2 separate regions of the Homo sapiens genome follow, and region 2 is linked to region 1. Evidence: chromatin loops called from intact Hi-C (ENCODE). Cell type or tissue: mesothelial cell of epicardium. All regions are shown on one strand. Links, peaks and the distances in the headings refer to the core of each region. The heading gives the core; the rest is flanking DNA. Region 1 has its middle 55 kb from the start of PITX2. Region 2 has its middle 500 kb from the start of LINC02945.

What was found. A loop is a pair of places that touch in the nucleus more often than their neighbours do. Peaks named below come from ENCODE experiments on the same cell type or tissue, not always from the same donor. Only the 100,000 strongest peaks of a DNase experiment are listed, where the experiment ranks them.
Region 2: a loop joins it to region 1, with 21 times the contacts of the local background. A loop is called at or near these places in 1 of 110 quality-filtered maps.

What each region holds. Positions count from the first base shown.
Region 1 is chr4:110,676,113-110,680,512 of GRCh38, forward strand. No RefSeq gene overlaps it. Among named protein-coding and RNA genes, the nearest start is that of PITX2, 55 kb to the left of the region's middle. In mesothelial cell of epicardium, for the core only: no CTCF peak of the experiment used is centred there; a DNase peak (open chromatin) is centred at 2,622.
Region 2 is chr4:111,614,824-111,619,223 of GRCh38, forward strand. No RefSeq gene overlaps it. Among named protein-coding and RNA genes, the nearest start is that of LINC02945, 500 kb to the right of the region's middle. In mesothelial cell of epicardium, for the core only: no CTCF peak of the experiment used is centred there; no DNase peak of the experiment used is centred there.

The DNA.
Region 1 (4,400 bases), core at 182-4,181:
ACTGAGAAATGTGCCCATAATAATCACTTTCAAACTATCATTAAAACAGACAATAACTCTTTCATCATTTTTTGTATCTAAAGGATTAAATTGATACAATATTCTTACCATGCCAAAAAGTACACAATTATTTAGAGAGCAGAGATCATATGTTTCCATGAACCAGTATTTCCCTATTGAATGGTAATGTTTCTTTTAGTAACAAATGAGTTCTTATACTTAATATTAGGGCAAGTGCTTGCTACAAAATGTCAGTAATATATTCATGAGGTGAATCACTTTGGAACAGTCTTTTAAGCAATTTCTGAGCTTGTGGCTTGCCCTCTTTAGAGTGGCCAGTGACTTAGTCCCTCAAAAATGAGGATGCAGTTCAGGTAGAACAGGAGCCCTGAAATTATACAAAGTGCTAGAAAGTATTAATAGTTGGAGTTGAATTGAGGAGACAAGAGGAAGGCTTGTCACAAATGACTTTTTAGAGTTGGGTCTGTGGCAGAAACAGCCAGTTGTTCCCTGGTATCTCCTCTCTCCTGTTTCTATGGAAGCAGAATTTTTAGCTGGGCCTCTTGTGCAATTGGTGTATACATATGATGGAATTCTAGCCAATAAGATATTAGCAAGGTTGCTGTGTGCAACTTCTAGATTGTGTTCTCAAAGGGAGAGGATGTGCCTTTCTGTTCTCTTCTTGTCCCTGCTGACTGGAATGTGTTAGGAGAACTGGAGCTGAGGCAGCTGTGATTGAGCAAAAAGCTAGAAGGAGTCCAGGATCCTGGCACTACAGAACTGCTGTACTTGCATGACTTCTGGGACTGCACTTGAGAGAGAAATACACTTCTATTTTGTTCAAGACACCACTATTTCAGGTCTGTCTATTACAAAAGCCAAACTGATATACCACAAATACAGGGGACAGAGTCCTTCCATTGGGTCAGTCTCCAAGCCTTTTGGTTCAGCACCACATGTGATTAACTTCTGGGATAATGGGACTCACTTTATCATCATCATCATCACCACCAGATACTTCCAGCTGGGGAGGCATCCCTTCTCATTCAGTTGTAGGTCCAAACTGAATCCTAGCCTCCACCCATATTTTTCTACTGCTAACCTGGTAAAAACCTTCCCAGGTATTTGGAGGCTGTTATTGACTGACAAAATTCATATTAAAAGCCAATCTCCATTGTGGTGGTATTAGGAGGTGGTTAATTTAGGGGGTGATTAGGTCATGAGGAATCCACAATCATGGATGGGATTAATGCCCTTATAAAAGAGGTTAAAGAAAGCTGCCTTGTTTTTTCTGCCATCTGAAGACACAAAAGGCACCATCTATGAGGGATGGGTCCTCACCAGACCTGGCATCTGCTGGCACCTTGATCTTGCACTTCCCAGTCTCTTGAACTGTAAGAAATACATTTCTGTTGTTTATAAATTACTCAGTCAAAGGTATTTTGCTTTAGCAGCCAAAATAGATTAAAACAGAGGGGATAAGTAGATTTACAAGATAAATACTTTAAGTATTGAGTAGATTTCACAAGACTGATTTTTCCTGTCCACAATCCCTTGAGCCTCCTTCAGACTTCAGTAGAAAGTACTGACCTCCAAAATCTGAAACCTTCAAAGAAGATGCTCTGCTCCCACTGTCATTTTTTAAAGTTTATTCTTTCTGAACCTGAGATCTTGCATAGCAAAGAACCTATTCTAGATATTTAGTGGGGTATTGGAAGCATTAGAAATCGAACTTATTTGCATCATATTTATGTGATTCAACTACATTTATCTGATTTATCTAACTGGAAGCCCTTGTTTTTTGTATTTAGATTTTAATCTCTCTGCTTTGTTTCTTCATACAGTGAAGTGTCAGAGGCAACATGTTGGTAGAAGAGCTCTGGTCAGGAATTAGGAAACTGGAGAACTCATCCTGGGTGTGCTGTTTACCAGCATGGCTCTCTGACCCTCAATTTTCCCAGTCAAGTTGGGATTTTAATATTTTCTCTCAGTGCCTCAATTTACTATTCTGTGATTAACCCTTTGGTGCATGGAAATAATGAGAAAAAAAGTGCCTTGAACATCATGAAGTCTTATATCACCGTAGGTTAGAAGGAGTCTCCGTGAATTTGCGCTGGCAGTCTTCGTGGTGAAGTTGGATTGTTAATTCTCAGTCACAAATGTGAACTTGCGTTCCTGCCAACAGATGCTCTCAGCAAGTTTCTCAATAATTTATATACTTGTACCCTTTTCTCTGGACAATTGCCTCCTCACTTTCCCCCCCAAATAGCTATCTAGATATCTAGATAATTTCTTTTAAGTTACCTTTAGTTTTGTCTATAAAAGATGATTTTACAGATTCAGGTCTTAAGACATATCAGTGTTTACCCAATGGCACATAAGAAATGTTTTGGTCATTTCTGGATTTAAGTATAGTTACTCTCCTTTGAAGGCAAACACATGTTCCCCTTGGATAAAGGAGTTAGTGTTGGTTGCTCCTTCCTTTCTGCTTCCTCACTTTCTATTTTCCTTTTTCATATCATTTGCTACCCAGTATTGTCATAATGGGGTCACAGTGAAGAGCAGCAGGGACTTAGTCTCACTAACTGTTGCACCTCGGGCTTGGCACCATGCCAGGCATCTAGCAGTTTCTCATTCCATACATGTTGAATGAATGAATGAGCAAATGTGAAGGATAAATTTTCTATCTGGGACAGGCAGTGTGGCAGTAATACAGTACAGATTAGTGTTCAGATTGGCTGGTGATTGAATGGCACTGAGTCAGTCTTGCCTGTGTCACTGAAACTGAGACCTCAGAAGTTTAGCTTGATAGAATAGACATGGGTTAGAGGAAAAAGTTACTGATGTTGGAGCAGGAAATACAGCATGGAAAACAGAAGTAAATGTCTGTGGAAAGGAGCTGGGGAGCTTGAAACAGGTCTGGTGCTGTGTCAAGCTTACTGCTGCAGCTCTGGGAAATATCTTGTTCAGAACCATACACTTCAGGCTCTGTAAGTAAATCACTGAGAATTATTTATTTCTGCTGTGTCTTTAGGCTTTTTTTTTGTTTTTGGCCATCATATAGGAAGAGTGGATTCCTTTAGAATATGACATTCATATCTTCCTCTTCTCAGACATTTGAACAAGTAATCATCTATCTCAGAAGCATTACTGGTTTTTTTTTTAGCCAGACAAAACTTAAAATATCTTATCTATTACAAATTGCTTTCAGGATAATAATGTTGTTCTGTAACTTTATTTGATGACTCTTCACAGTAAGTAGACAAATAATTTTTACGTGCCAGGTCATTTAAAAAACCCCTCCCGAGTAGGGATCTCTGTAGGTACATAAAAGTAAACAATTAAGGGAAATTCTCATTAAGAAAAATGTCTAATAGAATTAGAGAGAACCTACTTTTTGCTACTTTAATTCCATGCTCCCCTCCCCCAGCTTCAACAATGTCACCAGGTTGAGAAACAGAAGGAGAAAAAGATTAATCATTAGTAAAAACACACCCTTCTGCCCCTCCCCCTGGCATCCTGAAATTTGAGTGAGTCAAAAATATGTAACATTTAATCAGAGGAGTTGATTTTTTCCCATTCGTGTACTATCCCCCCTTCCTCTCTCCATTCCCTTTTGAAAGGGGAAGGTGATTTTTTTGGCTTCACTCATGTCTAGTCAACCTTTATCCTCTCCCTTCTCCCTTTTCAATCTCTAGGGTGTATTTTGGAGAAAACCTTCCCCGACCCCCCCTTTCTGGCATTCATTATTTTCTTTACTTTTAGACACTAATGGTTTCAAAACCAATCTCAACACATGACTCAGTTATTTTAGAAAGGACTGTACTATATCTTTTTAGATCCTTTTCAGGCCTCACATACAAACTTCCAAATGTAGGCTAAGGACGTGTTCCTTTCTTTGTATGTTTTCCTGTACCAATTTTTCAGTAGTTGGTTAGCTGGCCAAAAACGTTTATTCTAATAAGTGTATCAAAGTGGCTTTCTCCCCATCTCTTACTCCCTCCTTTTCTTTGTTCCTTCCTTTCCTTTTTTCTTCCCTCCCTTTCTCTCTTTATTCTTTCTTCTCTGGTTTTACTCTCTTCCCCACTTAGATGCTCAGAACTTGGATTAGGTGCTAAGAATAAAAAAAAATGATATGATAAAATCCCAGCCCTCAGGGAACTCACAATTATCGATTAACTGTGAATTCCCTTGCAATGGAACAAGTGTCCTAAAAGGGGGGTGGAATGGTGCCCGGGAAGGAAGACCAGAGAAAGCCCTACTGCCAGAGGTGGAAATGGGAGGGGCCCTAAAGGAGGAAAGAGCATGCAGATTTTGCAGGGGTGGGATGGGACAGACAGGCACATAGAGGAAACAGCAGATTCAGAGATAAAAAGAAATGAGAAGTTTAGGGCAATGCA
Region 2 (4,400 bases), core at 317-4,316, 940 kb after region 1:
GCTACCACTCCACTTTTGCCATTCATTGAGATAATAATACCCATTTTTTCAAATTGTTAATCACCACCATCTCAGCCACCATCATGAATTCTATTATTTCAAGATATTATTATCCCCATTGCTATCAAGGAATCCAGTTCTGCAACAGCATCTCCTATTATCAGCCATGGCCTACGAAAGAGAGTCACACTAAGATTTCAATGATACTGATACCTCTGTCACCAGTTCATTTATTACTTACATTTTAAAAAGTCTTCTGGGCCCTTTTGGACAATATATCCAGATACTAGGTTTTCCAGTCTTATATGGAACTATATGGTACTACTTCTCTGAAGTAGATACCATGCCCACTTCTATGAGCCTATTGATCCTATTCTCTACTATCTTCTAATGCAGTGCCAGCATTATTTCTTCATTTATTACAAGACTTTGTCCTGTTTTTTCCCTCTTAGTCTTCAATAACCATCTTAGCTCTTTGCTAACACCATATTTGGGATTGACGTCAGTGTTTTAAATTCTGTATCACAGGAAAGTGTTTCCATATTGAAAAATTCTTCCTTATTCAACTTGGTAATAACTCTCCTTACTCAATCTCTGTCCACTTGATCCAGTGCCCTTAGGATCACGTCTCTTGCATACTCCTTAGATTCTAGCCAGTATGTTAGCCACACATTGCAGCTCCTTTGGCACTAGTCCCACTCCTGCCTTAGGAAGCCCAGCAATCTTCAGTTGGGCTATGCTGGGATTTGATGTTTGCTGTTGCATTGGTTGGCCAGAATGGAGGTGCTAGATGCTGAAAGGGGCATGTATCGTCTTATAAGCTACCTACCTCACACAAGATGACTTCTCTGGTCTTCAAGCAAGCAGTCTTCTAACAAGGGAGCACTCTTCCAATAGACGGCCACATCTGCAGGCCCAGGAGGTTTAGAGGAATCGGGGAGTTTGTTTCTCAACTGCATCTACCCAGAATTCCCCATTCACAGTCTCAGGATTCCATTCTTTCCCTGATTTTGGCATAAGAGGTATGCTGGCAGTAAGAATTCAACTTTCTCTGAAGCTGCATTACTCTTAGGATTAAATCCTGAGCCTGACTCTTACTTCTGTCTGCCCTCAGCTATGACATGAAAGTTTCCTTCAATGCTTCCAAAGAGGCCCTCAGGCTTTCACAAATTGGTAATTCATCAGCCCAAGCTTATCATTATCTCTCTCAGTGCTCTGTAACAGCTTCACAATTCTGTATTCCTAATAATAGTTTTCTCTCATTTTTCTCATGCCTCTCAAGCATCATCAAACATACTGCATCCTGCTAGTGCAGTATCTTCCTCAGTACCCCACCTCAGTTCGCCACCAAGACAAATTCTAACAATTTCAGGGGCTAGCCATCCTCTGCCTACCACCAGTGTTGAAATTCTTAATGCCAATAAGTCAATAAGTAATCCACCTCAAAAATGCTATCTTAGGTTCTTCTTCCTAGAACCATTCCTGGTACCAAAAGTTCTTGATTGGGTTTCTTAGATACAGAGCCTGAGACAGAGAATTGCATAGAAAGGTTTCTGGCTGAATACTCTCAGAAGATATACCTGGAAGAAATTGAGGAAGGCAATGTTGGGCAAAGGAGGAGCTTGACCTGCATGTGGTTACAACTGAGGTTTCAACTAATCCTGCAGCCCCTGGAGCCAGGCTGCGCCTTTATTATCATCTCTAATTGAAGCAAGTTGTCTCAGTTTTTTTATCCCCATCTCAGTTTCTTTAGCCCCACATCAGCCAGTGATTGGTCCACAGGCTGAGTCATGGAAGGGAGGCATAACCTTGTGAGAGGCAGTCCCTATGACCTCTGGAAACTCCTAGTGAGGTGCACGGTTGTGACTATCAGCAGCAGATATTCTCACTAGCCAAGGGGATGAAGGCACAGCACAAATAAAGGACTCACTACAGCTGAAAACAAGGTGAACTTAAGAAAGCCATAAATGCCCTTCTTAAAAAAAAAGATGGAAATGAAAAGGGGATTGGATGGTGGTGATTAAATTATTTATTTAAATAATATTACTGTTTTATTATAATGTAGTGGTAAAACAATTCATATCCAATACTGTATAGTATCACTGCATATTACACAAAAACATACCCACTAATGAGTTTATAAAGTGTTGCATAATTTTGGTAGTTGGTCTTTTAAAATGCTATGTATTATTCAGAAATTTACAAAAGACTGTTATATAAGGATTTGAATGTTTTAGGGTTTTAAGTGGATTGATATTTTCTCATCGGATACAATGGCATATGAGTTCCTGCTCTCTGAGTACATTTTCAGGAATGATTTGGGAATCTATATTCTCCAGAAAGAGTAACCCTATTAGTTGTCTTACCTTAGGAGTAATTAATAATATGAGATATTATTAATAAATAAGAGTTCTGAGTATAGGGCAAAGGGATAAGAAAAGTCACTTATGAAGCATTTCAAGAAAGAAATTTTGACTTTTAGTTCACTTTGAACCATTATTAAAAGCCTACTGTGTAACAGGCTTTGTGCTATGTTCTAAGTATGTATGAATAAATAAAGCGTAAGTTCCATCCTCAAGGAGGTTTCTGTATAGTAGGGAGACACAACAAGGTAAGCAAGTGACTGCAGTTTAATTTGTGAGATAGAATAGTAGCAGACTTATTGTGGTGCAAATATGGAAATGATCAACTGTGGTTGATCAGTGAGGAGAAAACCTCTGAATGGGGACTTGAAGTATGAAATCAGTTTGCAATATATGTGTATGGGGAGGCAAGGAGGATTACGGGGATAACAAAAAGGGAATTTTAACAAAAGAGAGATCTATTTAAAGGTACTAGAAGAGAAACGGAAAAAGGGGGAAATCTTGAAGATTAGCTCCAGAAGAAATTGAATAGGTAACAAGATTGACATGGAATGAATGAGACCTAATTAGGAGTTTCTGCTCTTTACTCCCCAGCGTCTTTTGATTATATCTTTTAAAGCAATTATTACATTCTATGACAACTTCTCTATATTATACTAAGAGATCGGTGAAGTTAGAGTTTGTGTCTTGGTCACCCCTCTATTCTCAAAATCCCTGAAACCTAACATTATGCTTGATACACAGTAATATGAATGTTTTGAATTTCATATAGATAAAATGTACCAAGAATAAATACTAATGATAATAGTAATAATAATTAACAGTTAATATTTTGGGAGCATTTAGTATTTATATTAGTAAATAATGCAAAGGCATTATTTAGATTTATTTAATTTGCATAACTCTATTACTTACATACAATTATTATTCACAATTTACAAATAACAAAACAGAGGTACAGAGAAATTAATAACATATCCAAGGTCAGAGAGCTAGTGGATGGTGTCCCATCACTTAAATCAGAAAGTGTCTGGGTGCATGAAGAGTTAGAAGTGAGGACACAGGGTATAGAAGAAGGGTTCAGAAAAGAAAGTATTCAAGGCTAAGGAGGAACTGTGTTTCACAGTATGATCTAGGCTGACTGGAACTAGTCCGCTTTCTCTCCTGTGGGTTCTGCAGGTTGTTGGCCCTCTGGCTTGAATGCAGATTTATTAGGTAGCTGGCAATCTCACCCAATTTTGATGTTCCTAGTCTCTTCCACATAATTCACCCAAATCAGCAAATATCTTTCCAGCCTCTTCTTACTCTCTCCTATCAGGAAAAAGAGAACAGCGAGGAGAAAAGGATAATAGAGGAAAAGAGCAGAAAGAAGCCATTTATATCTGACTGCTGCTGTGGGAGTTACAGAATCTCCTTCTTCAACTTGGGCCCTTTGCAGGTATTCTCCAACCTCTTTGTCTATATTTTGATGACCTTACTCATGAGAACTTCTATACTAAATCCCTGTAAAATTCTAAGTACTTCCTGGTACTTAGAATTTTAAACTTCTTCTGGATAGTTTTCTCACTTATTTGGGTAGAAAACTGTAATCTCTTTCTGTCGATGTGCAGTCTCATTTCCAAACATTTTATTTATACACAGAACCCATAACCTTGTGAATCCATCACTCCTTCACTCGGTTCTATCCATTATCTTCAAGGAAATGGACATATGCCCTGTTTCAGGGTATAGAATATGTTTCCATTTCTGTTCTTTAAATAGCATACCCTAAGTAGGGCAGGCGGGGGGCAGTTCAAGGATGAAAAAGGATTACAGAGACTGATGATCCACCTCATCATTAGTCTCCACCTGATAAAACACAGAGTTCGAGAGAAGAGGATGATTCATGTTACTAAGGATTCCTGTAGTTCACCAGCTTCCTTCCGTCTTGACTTTCCCCTTTGGAGCCCATGTAGTGTTTACAAATCCTCCCTCCCTCGATGTCAGACCAATGAGAACAGGGATAAAGTACCCTTTATCTGGCAAGCAGAAAACTTC